Linked DNA regions of Homo sapiens: region 2 is linked to region 1. The links are chromatin contacts, found by Hi-C or POLR2A ChIA-PET in ENCODE. All regions are on one chromosome and are shown on one strand. Each heading gives the region's core, a stretch centred on a gene start or an enhancer-like site at or near the end of the contact. The rest is flanking DNA. Distances are from core to core; before and after follow the strand shown. Region 1 holds the start of OXA1L-DT (OXA1L divergent transcript). Region 2 holds the start of HOMEZ (homeobox and leucine zipper encoding).

Region 1 (6,338 bases), core at 1,043-3,542:
CACTTTATTATGATATTGGCTTTATTGTAGTGGTCTGGAACCCAACCCACAGTATCTTCCAAGTTTGCCTGTACATTTTAGCTATCTATTATTAAACAACTTAGTGGCTTAAAACTACAATAATTTTATTTATTTGCTTGTAATTTTGCAATGTGGGCTCAAATAGCCTTTCTTTGCTCCACACGCAGTCACCTGAGGTGGCTCCAGTGGGCTGGAGAATCCACTTTTTAAATGGCCTTCTTCACGTGGCTGGCAAAAGTTGGTGTTGACTGCTGGCTGGGAGTTCAACTGAGGCTGTTGGCCCAAACCTCAGTTCTTCTTCACATGGTTGGTTGGGCTTTTCACAGGCAGTAAGTCTGAGAAGTCAAACTTCTAACACAGCAGCTGGCTTCCCCCGAATGCAAAAACAGAAGCTATCAGGCCTTCTTAAGGCATAGTCCCAAACTGGCATAACATCACTTCCAACGCATTCTACTATTGATTAAAGCAAGTGACAGGCCCAATCAGACTCAAGAGAAGAGAACTCCTAAAGGTGCAAATATTGGGAAGCCTGGTTCATTTGGGGCCACCAAAGTAGCAGTGTACTGTAAGATAGTCACCCTGCCAAGTGTTCTGTAGCTGTATATTTGTAATTACTTCTAATTGTATTGAGTTTTAAAAGTAATCTCTAAAAAAAAATCAGTGTTTCCATATCAAAAATCTATTGATGTTTATAATAGCATCCAACATATGCAAGTGTTAGCTCATACCACTAATTATTACTAAATCAGTATTATAGTTCTTTGCCTCCTATTTTCGCCATATCTGTCAGGTACATTCATAATCGTTCCAAATGAGCAGTCACTGAAATAATTTCAGGTTATTGTATCTTTCTGAAACTATAATTTGTTGTTTAGAAAGTAATCTGCATATTGAGAGACTTTGTAAGGGTTCAAACATAATCAAACTCCACCTTTCTGACCAGTAACTTTTTTCCCTGAAGATGAATGCTTTTAACTTCAAGAAACAGAACACCCAAGCAACAGACTTAGAGTCTAAACAGTAAAGACCTTTAATCATCTTTTTTTTTTTTTTTTTGAGATGGAGTCTGTCGCCCAGGCTAGAGTGAGGTGGCTCCACCTCGGCTCACTGCAACCTCCACCTCCCGGATTCAAGCGATTCTCCTGCCTCAGCCTCCCTAGTAGCTGGGACTACAGGTATGCACCACCACGCCCGCCTAGTTATTTTGTTTTTTTGTTTTTTGTATTTTTAGTAGAGACAGGATTTCACCATGTTGGCCAGGCTGGTCTCGATCTCTTGACCTAGTTATCGAGACCACCTCAGCCTCCCAAAGTGATGAGATTACAGGTATGAGCCACTGCACCCGGCCAAGACCTTTAATTAACTTACACAACAAAGTCTGGAGATAGGCAGTTCCAAGCATGGTACAGCAGCTCAATGATATCATCAAGTATTTGGGTGTTTTCTATCTTTGCCCTCAACCATCTTCAGCACGTGAGTTTTTCTTTCCTTTTTTTTTTTTTTTTTGAGACGGAGTCTCGCTCTTGTTGCCCAGGCTGGAGTGCAGTGGCACAATCCCGGCTCACTGCAACCTCTGCATCCCGGGTTCAAGTGATTCTCCTGCCTCAGCCTCCCGAGTAGCTGGGATTACAGGCGCCCACCACCACGCCCGGCTAATTTTTGTATTTTTAGTAGAAATGGGGTTTCACCATGTTGGCCAGGATGGTCTCGACCTCCTGATCTCGTGATCCACCCACCTCGGCCTCCCAAAGTACTGGGATTACAGACCTGAGCCACCGCGCCCGGCCTGCACGTGAGCTTTTCATCTGGAAACTTGTCCCCTCATGGTCAGTCCTCACACCACCCCACTTACAGAAGAAAAAAATGGAAAGGTGAAGTCTCCTCTGGAAGCTTCGTCTTTTTATCTGGGAGGAAAATATTTCCCAGAAGCTGCCTTCTTTTAATTTCTGTCAGACTCTAGACTACCCTCAAATTTCACTGGACCTGCGATTACAATATTACCTAGCAATAAGAATCAAAAGAATCGAACATCATTGAGTGGGAAAAATCCTCTGCAAGTACAGCCAAGCCTTTTCTGAGGCTATTTTTAAACTTACAAATCAGAGGACAATCGCGACATTAGAGGAAAATTACCCAGGTTTACGCCATCACTAACGATGATAGCTTACGATGATAGCTAACCCAGCTCTTCAACTTCCTTTCAATCTCCAGAAAAGGCTCTCTGCGTGCTAATGGTAACGTGGCTTTACAGATTTTTACCCACTTCAAATATGGCCGCCAAGCTCCGTTCTCTTTTACCGCCTGATCTGCGGCTACAATTCTGGCTTCATGCCCGCCTCCAAAAGTGCTTCCTCTCGAGGGGTTGTGGTTCTTACTGCGCAGGCGCAAAAGCAAGTCCTCTTCCGGGCAAAATGGCGATGGGACTAATGTGCGGACGCCGGGAGCTTCTGCGCTTGCTACAGTCCGGGCGTCGGGTAAGGATGCCCCGGGGCAGAGCACCGGGATGCTGCCCTGACCCAGTGAACCAGGCCCCAGGACAGCTCGTGCTAGGGGTATCAGCAGACGCTGACCTGCTCACCGGGACCTGAATGTCATGACCTCGGGTCATGTGAGGACGCGCTAGGGTTAGTCCCCGACACTATGGGCCCAGCAGCCCGGTGTCAGCTTCTGGAATTGGCTTGGCTCCTGGCGAGAGCACCTCGGCCTCGTTCTCAGGGCCCTCCGATGTGGGTCTGCGATAACTGAGATGCGGGGAACCCAGGTTCGAGCTTCGCTCTGCAGGCACCACCCGCTGCATGCCTTCGGGCTAGCGGTCTGCGCGCGGTGATAGCAATGTCCTCCCCTGTAGTGGCCGAGCTGCCTGCTTCTTGGGGAGTTAGCATAATGAATCCCGTTTGCACCCACGCGAGGACTTCTGCTCCCGGTAAAGGGGCTCCATCATCCTTTTACACGCTCAGGTCCACAGCGTCGCAGGGCCCTCGCAATGGCTTGGGAAACCGCTGACCACACGGCTCCTATTCCCAGCAGCCCCGTGCTGCTGTCGCCCACACTACCTCTTCCTTGCGGCTTCCGGCCCCCGCAGCCTCAGTACCTCTGCTATCTCTTTTGCAGAAGTCCAGGTAAGAGGCCTTTCGTTCCTGCAATATTAGGAGTGGTGTTTCCTGGTTGGTTTCATATTTTGTTTTGTTTGGGAGCAGGGGGAATATGGAGCAGAGTTCTTGTCCACGCTCCACACAGCTCTCCAAAATGATAGCATCTCTGCTTAGGATGGATTTTCAATTCAGTGGGGAAATGATTGAAAGTACAACAGGAGAGATGTTATATTTGGTTTTCTGAGCTGTTTTAAAGAAAAGCAATTGTTTCATGTTAATATATGGCAAAAATCATGATAGTGATATTCAAATGGCTGAAGTTTGGAAAACAGTGATAAAAGAAATAACTTCCCAGCATGAAGGGAAGTCATGGATTCTTACTCAAAGTAACTTCTCTTCCTAACTATTGATAAAAATGAGATGTCCTTTTTAAGCTTGAAATCTGCAGACACTAGGCTAACCTGGAAGAACAAGAAGTAGAGAGAACAGAACCCAGTACTGGTTATTATAAAAAGATCTCACTTGCTTTGTGTTCGCTACTGAATAAATATAATACAAGGCTTTCTTTCACACAGGTTCAGGCCCCTCCTGTTGTTGCTGCAACTCCCTCACCCACAGCAGTACCTGAGGTGGCTTCTGGAGAGACTGCAGATGTAGTCCAAACTGCTGCAGAGCAGAGCTTCGCTGAACTGGGGCTGGGGTCATACACCCCAGTGGGACTGATCCAGAATTTACTGGAATTTATGCATGTTGATCTGGGCCTACCTTGGTGGGGGGCCATTGCTGCATGTAAGGGGAATATACCCTGGACATGGGTTAGGGATTTAACCTCATAGATGGCAATTCTTTGAATGGATTCAGGAAGTAGTTGCAGAAGCTCTGGGGTCAGAAGAGCAGATGATTTCAAATGAGCAATAGAGGTTCATGATACCTAGATGCACTCTGCCTATATTTCTTAAAGAGCATTATAAAACCACCAGATCATCTGGGATTCAAGAAGTGTAGATATTTGAATACAAACATGGGGTTAGAGTCAGGGGACCTTATTAACAGTCATGAAGCTATCCTGGTTTAGAACAGAGGTTCAGGTCAGGCACTTAAACCCCTAAATTGGGAAGCCACTAGCATTGCTTTTGTAAAGGCTAGAACTCTGCTTTGAATTATGTGTCTTTCTGCCACGTTGCTCCATCAATTATCTTTTCTCCCCTGTGTCTTCAGCATTTCCCTCCTCACTGCCCTACCCCGAACATGTAAACATGCTCAGGCACACCCATGTGTTACCTGGGGGAAGGTTTCTTCCCTTCATCCTTAGTTCCCCTTCACTTACTATCCTATCTTCTTCCTTTGATGGCTGTTATTTATTTTGTTGTTGTTAATTTTTGTGGATACCTAGTAGGTGTATATATTTATGGGCTACATGAGATGTTTTGATAGAGGCATGCAAGGTGTAATAATCACATTATGGAGAATGAGATATCCATCCCCTTAAGCATTTATCCTTTAAGTTACAAACAATCCAATTACACTTTTATTTTATTTTTTATTTTATTTATTTTTTTAAACGGAGTCTTGCTCTGTCACCCAGGCTGGAGTGCAGTGGTGCAGTCTCAGCTCACTGCAACCTCCACCTCCCAGGTTCTAGCGATTCTCATGTCTCAGCCTCTCAAGTAGCTGGGACTACAGGTGTGCCACCACACCTGGCTAATTTTTACGTTCTTTATTTAAAAATATGCTATTATTACTGACTATAGTCACCCTGTTGTGCAATCAATAGTAGATCTTATTCTAACTTTTTTTTACCCATTAACTATTCCCAACCCTGACTACCCTTCCCAGCCTCTGGTACCTTCCTTCTACTCTCTGCCCATGATTTCATTTGTTTTGATTTTTAGATCTCACAAATAAGTGAGAACATGGCGATGTTCGTCTTTCTGTGCTTGCCTTATTTCACTTAACATAGTGATCTCCAGTTCCATCCACGTTGTCACAGATGACTGGGTTTCATTCTTTTGATAGCTGTTACTTAAAAGACTGCTCTGCATCCAATTAGCCTACTTCTTTCCATTTACTCCCTCAGCCGTCTGGCTTTTACTCATATCACCTCATTCGAACTGCCAGTAACATAATTGCTAAATCCACTCCTGTCAGCTTTTTGTTTGAGGAAACAAACAGGATTCCTAATCATCTGCTTAGAGAAGTTAATGCCATACTTTTGTGATGCCAAATTAGAGAACTGAGCCTTAAAGCAACTAATTCATTCCCCTGACCTTATTTCTGGGCCTCTTAGGCATGAGTCATAGAATGGACAAGGCAAGAATAAGACCCTTTCAGTAAGGACCTAAAAGCCTTCAACCTTCTAGCTGCAGAACTGCTTTAATTTCACTCCAATCCTAGTTTGTATTTTCCAGGTACAGTCTTTGCCCGCTGCCTGATTTTTCCTCTCATCGTGACGGGCCAGCGAGAGGCAGCCAGGATCCACAATCACTTGCCAGAGATCCAGAAGTTTTCCAGTCGAATCAGAGAGGCCAAGTTAGCAGGAGACCATATTGAGTGTGAGTCAGTTGCAGAATGAGCGTGGGAGAAGTCCACATTTGCACTTTTCCTTACATTCTGCTGGGGGAAAGGAACAATGTAAATCAGAAGTTGCCACAGTCGGGAAAGTTCTAAAGGTTTATCTGTTTCTTAGACCTAATGCTCCCAAGGAGTGGCCAGGGTTGGTTAGAAATTTCACAGGCCAGGTAGATAATGAGGATGTTCACCTCCACTGATGTAACTGTTACCCCAACCATTAATTTCCCCTCACCTCACAGATTACAAGGCTTCCTCGGAGATGGCACTTTACCAGAAAAAACATGGTATTAAACTCTATAAACCTCTCATTCTCCCTGTGACTCAGGTGAGCAAAAACATTTCCTTCCTTATTTCATCCAGTACCCATGAAATTTCCTCTCTGTGTTTCATGTGTCCCAGGTCCCCCAAAAAACAGGTGGTGGTGGATTATACATGGCTTTCAGTAGTGGGGTGATGAAAATGTTCTCTCTGGTAAAGCATGCTGACACTGTTTATCTTGTGTAATAGGCCCCAATCTTCATCTCCTTCTTCATTGCTTTGAGAGAGATGGCCAACCTTCCTGTGCCCAGCCTGCAGACAGGTGGCCTCTGGTGGTTCCAGGATCTCACGGTATCCGATCCCATCTACATATTACCACTGGCAGTCACTGCTACA
Region 2 (6,338 bases), core at 3,379-5,878, 520 kb after region 1:
ACGTAAGAGTACTACGTGCTAGGTGTTATGCATAGGCAGGGCATAGAGCAAATGTTAGGGGATGGATGTCCGGGGTGAGACAAATTAATGCAACTCCACTTCCTAGAATGCTGCTTGTCCTCAGGCAGTTATTTAACTTCTCTAAGTCTTAGTTTCTCATGAGAAAAAAAGCACCTTGGGCCGAGCGCAGTGGCTCATGCCTGTAATGCCAACACCTTGGGAGGCCAAGGTGGGCAGATGGTTTGAGCCCAGGAGTTTGAGGCCAGCCTGGGCAACATGGTGAAACTGTCTCTACAAATAATAATAATAATAATAATAATAATAATAATAATAATACAAAATATTAGCTGGGCATGGTGGCGCAACTGTAGTCCTAGCTACTCGGGAGGCTGAGGTGGGAGGATTGCTTGAGCCTGGGAGGTGGAGGTTGCAGTGAGTCGAGATTGTGCACTGCACCACAGCCTGGGTGACAGAGACCCTGTCTCAAAAAGAGAAGAAAAAAGCAAAAAAGCACCTACCCAGCAAGTTTATGACTAAATGAAAAAGTGCACTTGACATTATAACTAGAACAAAGTAAGGGCTCAATAAATAGCAGCTTTTATCATGACTTCAACTTCATGGAGGTGATTTTGATGTGAAGTAATGCTCCTCCTAGACAATGGGGTAACTGGGACAAAGACTGAATCATTTAACATTCACTGTTTTCAATCTATTTTTGCAGAGCCCTAATTCTAGTTAGCGATGAGGAAACCAGTGTATCTGTGATTCTATACTTTTACATTTTGGGGTTTAAATACAATTTCAGAATGTATTTGCCACTTAAAAAAATGTATGAAAACCAGTGCTTTAGAACTGCATCCATAATTTGGATCCTTTGTGATCGGTGTGTCAGTTGCCTATGTGATAGTTCCACCTTTCGCCTTCCAGGTTCATCCAGGACACAGCTGAAATGGCCTGGGAGGCACTGCTTGCATGGCCAGGTGCTAAACTACCATTTACAAATTGTGGCCCACCGAGAACACCACCAAATCCAAGCTGGAGAACACTTTATGATGGCAATGCTTGACGTCTACTTAACCTCATTTGTGTCCTATTATATAAAGACACAATAACACTTTAGAGATAAGGAAAATAAAGCATAAGGAACAAAGCAGTCCAGTGTGAGGATGAATACTGCCAGATGGGAATATAAGGCAGGCACATTTATAAGTATTAAAAGCTGTAAGGAAGCATTTTACTTTCGTTTAGGTGGCTTGATGTCCTTCACATTCTCGGCATCAGCTTGATATTTCAGTGTAACATACAGTACTGCAAACAACATATTTGGTGTACTATATGCATTCAGTTTTCACTTACACAAAACACCAGTTATGGAACACTTCCTGAAACAGAATGGTGGCTTAAATCAAGGCACAGCTGTATAGCTGGTACTTCCCTGGAAGAATCTGGCTTTGAACTAAGAGAAAACCACAACCAGAATGGCTCATGAGAATTATAACAGGTAGGGTAGACCCTATAGTAATCAAAATCATAATAAAGACACTAGAGTATCTTGTGTTCTTGTGTGTCCATTTTGGATTGAGTAGAAAAAGAAGAGAATCAAAAGCTGAAGTGAGGAGTCCTAGCGCAGAGGAGGTAGTGGTGGTGGTGGTGGTGAATATCTATTCTGAACAACTTCTAAATTTGTATCCTTATTAAATATGCCAGATATGTCCCATTGCTACTTAAAAATCACTAATAAAAATATATGGAGTCATGGCTGGGTGCAGTGGCTCATGCCCGTATTCCCAGCACTTTGGGAGGCAGGAGGATCACTTGAGCTCAGGAATTCAAGACTAGCCTGGGCAACATAGCGAGACCTCGCCTCTACAAATAAATATATAAATTTTAAAAATTGAAAAAAAAATTCTCTCTCTCTCTCTGAGACAGTATAACACCCTTCTTTCCCCTTGGGCTTTCCATATCCCTGGACAGATGGAAGACAAGAACGGACTGTCTTAAACTTCCAGTTTCTGTGTTTACACAGTCCTAGGAAAAAGAGGACTCTAGAACTTTAGGTTTGAACCTAGGCTTATCGTTAAAGTAGGAGACAGTTAAAGTGGGAGGCGAGGCTGGGTCTAATGGCTCACGCCTGTAGTCCCAGCACTTTGGGAGGCCGAGGCGGGAGGATCACTTGAGGTCAGGAGTTCGAGACCAGCCTGGCTAACATGGTGAAACCCCGTCTCTACCAAAAATACAAAAATTAGCCGGGCATGGTGGCATGCGCCTGTAGTCCCAGCTACTGGGAAGGCTGAGGCAAGAGAATCGCTTGAACCTGGGGGGCGGACGTTGCAGTGAGCCAAGATCACGTCACTGTACTCCAGCCTGGGGGACAGAGTGAGACTCTGTCTCAAATAAATAAATAAATAAAAGTGGGAGATGAGATATGATCCTTTAGAATTCCCTAAATCTTTATTTAGAGACAATCTGAAGCACTCCTGAAATGTGTTTGGGGATACAGTTTTAAGGGCCTTAAAGACTTATAGTGATATTCAGCTTATATGCTTCTTAACTTTTTAGTTCATGAACCTCTTTGAGAATCAGACAAAAGTTACAGACCCTCAGAAAGTTATGACTAACCTTCCCAAAATAAACATTCACACTTACACAATAAACTCAGGGGCTTTAGTTGCTGCCAAGAAGCCAGGTTAAGGCTTACTGCCTCATATCCTTCCAACTTAACAAAGGCAATAGTGATAATCACTTAAAGATGAACAGTTTGATGTGAATGAACGTAAAGAGTTGATGGAATACTCAAGAATTCAAGTGCGTCTAGAAGGGACAAAGTATTTGTGATATTAGTTGGAAAGAGTGGAAGGGAGGGATGCTCAACTGGGCCAGGAGCCTGGCTTAACTGAGCCACTGGATTACATGACCAATACCCACAGTACACTGGAAACTAAAGGCTAAGTAGGCTGCTACTAGTGCGCCAAAATCATCTGCTTCATTCAGTTGTCCTGTGTCCTGGGGCCAGTTTTGTGTGATTACAAACCTGCTTATGTCCATATTTTTCAGTGTCTATATAATAATGTAATTAAACCTCATGTTAAACCTATGAAAAATCACTGCATTAAAAATTGTTTCTTCAGGAATACTGATTTTTAAAAAATTGCTCCTATGAAAACTAAGTCAAATGTTTTGGAGAGACATAACGCAAGGAAGAGTATGCATTTTAAAAATTGTTGAGTTGGGAGTGAGCAAGACAACTGTAAAAGATTGAGCGGTGGGACTTAATCTCAAAAGTACTCTGCACTCAGAAGTGTCTAAATTCATACTTCACTTTAAATAAAGCAAAACGGGAAACCAAAGATGATGAAAGTGCCTGAGTGGCTCTCAGACTGCACACTAGAATTACCTGGGAAGCTTAAAAACCAGGCCACCCTCCTTCCCATTCAGGTTCAATAGTCTGTACTGGGGTCCAGGCATCCAAAGTTTTTAAAAGTTCTCAGGGTACAGCCAGGTTTGAGACTCCCTGTGTAGTTAATACTGGAAAGAGAATTGGGAACTCTGAACAGCAGTCTTAGACACAAAAACAGTCTCACCACTACATCAAAAGATTGGTGAAATGGATATACTTTTAATTATAATGTTTAAGATATGTATGCATTATCTTTAAAATTCCCAATCTGGCTTTTTCAATTACTACCAACTAACCGAATCATGTAATATAAAAGGGCTTCAAGTGTATGATGGGAAGGAGGTTCACATGACAAAAAAAAAAAAAATCTCCTGATAGGGGCCCACATTACCAAACAGGTCTCAGCTTGAGTCTTCTTTCAGTTTAGGAGTCTCAGAATAGGACGCAACACTAGGAACCCCAGAGGACTCAGGTTCTCAGTTTCCTGGTTGGTTCTCTTAGTATGGCTGGGTACGGGAGTCAGAGGGGCAGTTTCTTCTAAACCTTTCATTCCCAAAGGCCACTGATCCCCAGAAGCAAGGCCAGGTTCTGCACGTGTGTTGAGGTCGCCAGGAGGTAGCCGTGGGGGTTGGGGGTTTGTGTGGCGGGGGGGCCTGGGAAGGAAATGTTTCTCCTATCCTCCATTTCACAGGCAGTCCAGAAGGCTCCGAACTGGGTCAGGGAACAAAAAGTTATTGCACTTGGGACGATAAGCCCCATGAGGCAGGCGAATCTCAATCCTACTCTCGCCAAGGGCGCCCCAACCCAACCTTCTTGCCCTCCCCTACACAGACACTCACCCTCCCCTAGTTACAACAGGGGAGGGAACCGAAAAGTCCAGAGGAGAAAAAAGAGAGAACCGGGCCACTTCGAACCTAGAATTATCCCCCCACCAGCGCGGGGATGGGGCTCCAGAGGTGGGAGACCGTACACGAGCTGGGAGGGGAAGTCCAAGGGGCTGGGGATCACTCACCGCAGTCCAGCCCGGGCGGCGGCTCCCAGCCTCGCACCATGGGCCGGGGGGAAGTGGGGGAGAGGGCAGGGGGCCTCCGAGTGGGAGTGGGGTTGCTGCCCGGTGCGGCCGCTCCGAGCCCACCCCAGCGATGGCCGAAACCGGGACTGCCCCCCCCACCGTCCCCGGGAGCGCGCCGGTCTACCCAGCCCTGCTCGAGCAAGTTGGAGGCGGGGCGGATGGGTGGGGTGGGCGTCCAGAGGCGGTGCCAAGGTGGCCCGAGTCCTGATTGGTAGGCGCAGGCGGGCGGGCACGGGCGAAGCGCACTGGGCTGGCCATTGGCTGCGTGGGTCTCGGCTGAAGTCAGGTATTGGCTGCGTGGGCCTCAGCTGGGGTCATCTATTGGATGCGTGGGGCAGGGAAGATGTCCCCTGGGGCCAAGCTGCAGTGCATGGTACCTCCCCCTACCGTCGACCTATCGGCGCCGGACCTTTGGAATACACCGGACCAGGATCCTTCCGAAATTCCCCAAGGAGGGATACTGCACTTTGCTGAACTGTCTGGACCGCCAACAACTCCCAATTTGTTTCCTTCTGAAGGAAGCCCTCCAGGAAGACCTTTTCAGTGCCCCCTCCGGAGCCATACAAACGAGCTGCGCCTTTCCCAGCCGAGAGCCCAACCGCCACCAGCAGCGTCAGCTGTAACAAAGCGCCTAAAGCAACTGGGAACTTGTTCTCGAGAGGGATCAGATGTCTTGCCACCCGGAAAGACGAGGACCTTAGGAGCCTGCGGGCGACTTAGGCCGTTCCCCGGGTCAAACTGGCACCAGACAGATGTTCCCAAAGACGAAGTGCTGGAGCAGTCACCTCATTGGGACCTACCAGACCCTCAGGCTCCCCTCCCTGCCCTAGAAAAGAGGACGCGGAGCTCTCCATAGTATTTGTTTTTCGCTAGCTAGAAAGGGATGAAGACTGAGGTGGGAGAATGACTTGATTTCAAGAGTTCGAGGCCAGTCTGGGCAACATAGCGAGACCTTGTCTCAAAAAAATTTTTTTTAACTTACAAAAAGAAAGGGATGCCAATAAAATGGACTTCAACAAAGCAGTATCCCACACAGTATGAAGTTATGGGCCAAAATTTGTATTTTAGGATTCCCCATCTTCTGTGAGACAGAGTAACAAATGTAAGAAGACAGGCTTGCTCAATTCTGTTTGGCAACATAATTTCACAAAGCCTCTGACTCTGACGTCTCTGGAAAGATCCTTTGAAGACAAAACAGGATAGGGCACACAGTCCTCTATGTCTCTTGCCTGAGTCGCTATATTCCTTAAAAGATAAATGGGCTGGGCGCAGTGGCTCATAAACCTAATCCCAACGCTTTGGGAGGCCAAAGAGGGAGGACTGCTTGAGGCTAGGATCCAAGACCAGCAAGGGCAACATAGCGAGTCCCTGTCTCTACAGAAAAATTTAAAAATTAGCTGGACTTGGTGGCATGCACTTGTAACTACTCAGGAGGCTGAGGCAGGGGGATCATTTGAGCCCAGGAGTTGTAGGCTGTAGTGAGCTATGATTGCACCACTGCACTGCAGCCTAGGCAACAGAGTGACACCCTGCCTCTAAAAATTTAATAATAATAATAATAATAATAATAATAATAATAATAAAAGATAAATGACCCTAGTCCTTGCCTTTTCCTGCACATAAGATGATGTCTAATGGGGTTAGGGATGTTGCCTCTGTAATCTATAACCAAATGTTCTCTTACACCCAAACTTTTATGTGATTCTGCTTTAATGTAACTTATGAGCAAATTTGAGGTAACTTCTGAGCACATACTGAACCCCCACTACCTGTATGTAAGCTGTAAATTAAAATACCGTCAGAGCAGTCTGAACCTTTCTATTTAAAAAAATTTATTTTTATTTTTATTTTATTTTTTGAGACTGGGTC

The links. Hi-C counts contacts between places; a loop is a spot of excess contacts on that map. ChIA-PET counts read pairs that join two places held with the same protein, here RNA polymerase II (POLR2A). Pooled maps may share reads with other maps.
Region 2: a pooled map shows a loop between it and region 1 (24-fold over the local background). The contact joins the promoter of HOMEZ here to the promoter of OXA1L-DT in region 1. A Hi-C loop is called at or near these places in 11 of 50 pooled maps. POLR2A ChIA-PET finds 5 or more read pairs at or near these places in 2 of 52 experiments (CD4-positive, alpha-beta T cell and activated CD8-positive, alpha-beta T cell).

The regions. Positions count from the first base shown.
Region 1 is chr14:22,764,270-22,770,607 of GRCh38, forward strand. OXA1L-DT (OXA1L divergent transcript) reads right to left here and starts at 2,293. Exons shown (of 3, transcript XR_001750638.3): 1 at 2,155-2,293. It overlaps OXA1L (OXA1L mitochondrial inner membrane insertase), which reads left to right and starts at 2,419. Exons shown (of 10, transcript NM_005015.5): 1 at 2,419-2,495; 2 at 2,979-3,140; 3 at 3,689-3,902; 4 at 5,522-5,665; 5 at 5,924-6,009; 6 at 6,192-6,338. The coding sequence starts at 2,433. RefSeq lists enhancers at 1,014-1,577, 1,578-2,140, 2,141-2,704, 2,298-2,527.
Region 2 is chr14:23,281,504-23,287,841 of GRCh38, forward strand. HOMEZ (homeobox and leucine zipper encoding) reads right to left here and starts at 4,629. Exons shown (of 2, transcript NM_020834.3): 1 at 4,410-4,629. The coding sequence starts at 4,449. RefSeq lists a silencer at 4,359-4,768 and an enhancer at 4,859-5,138.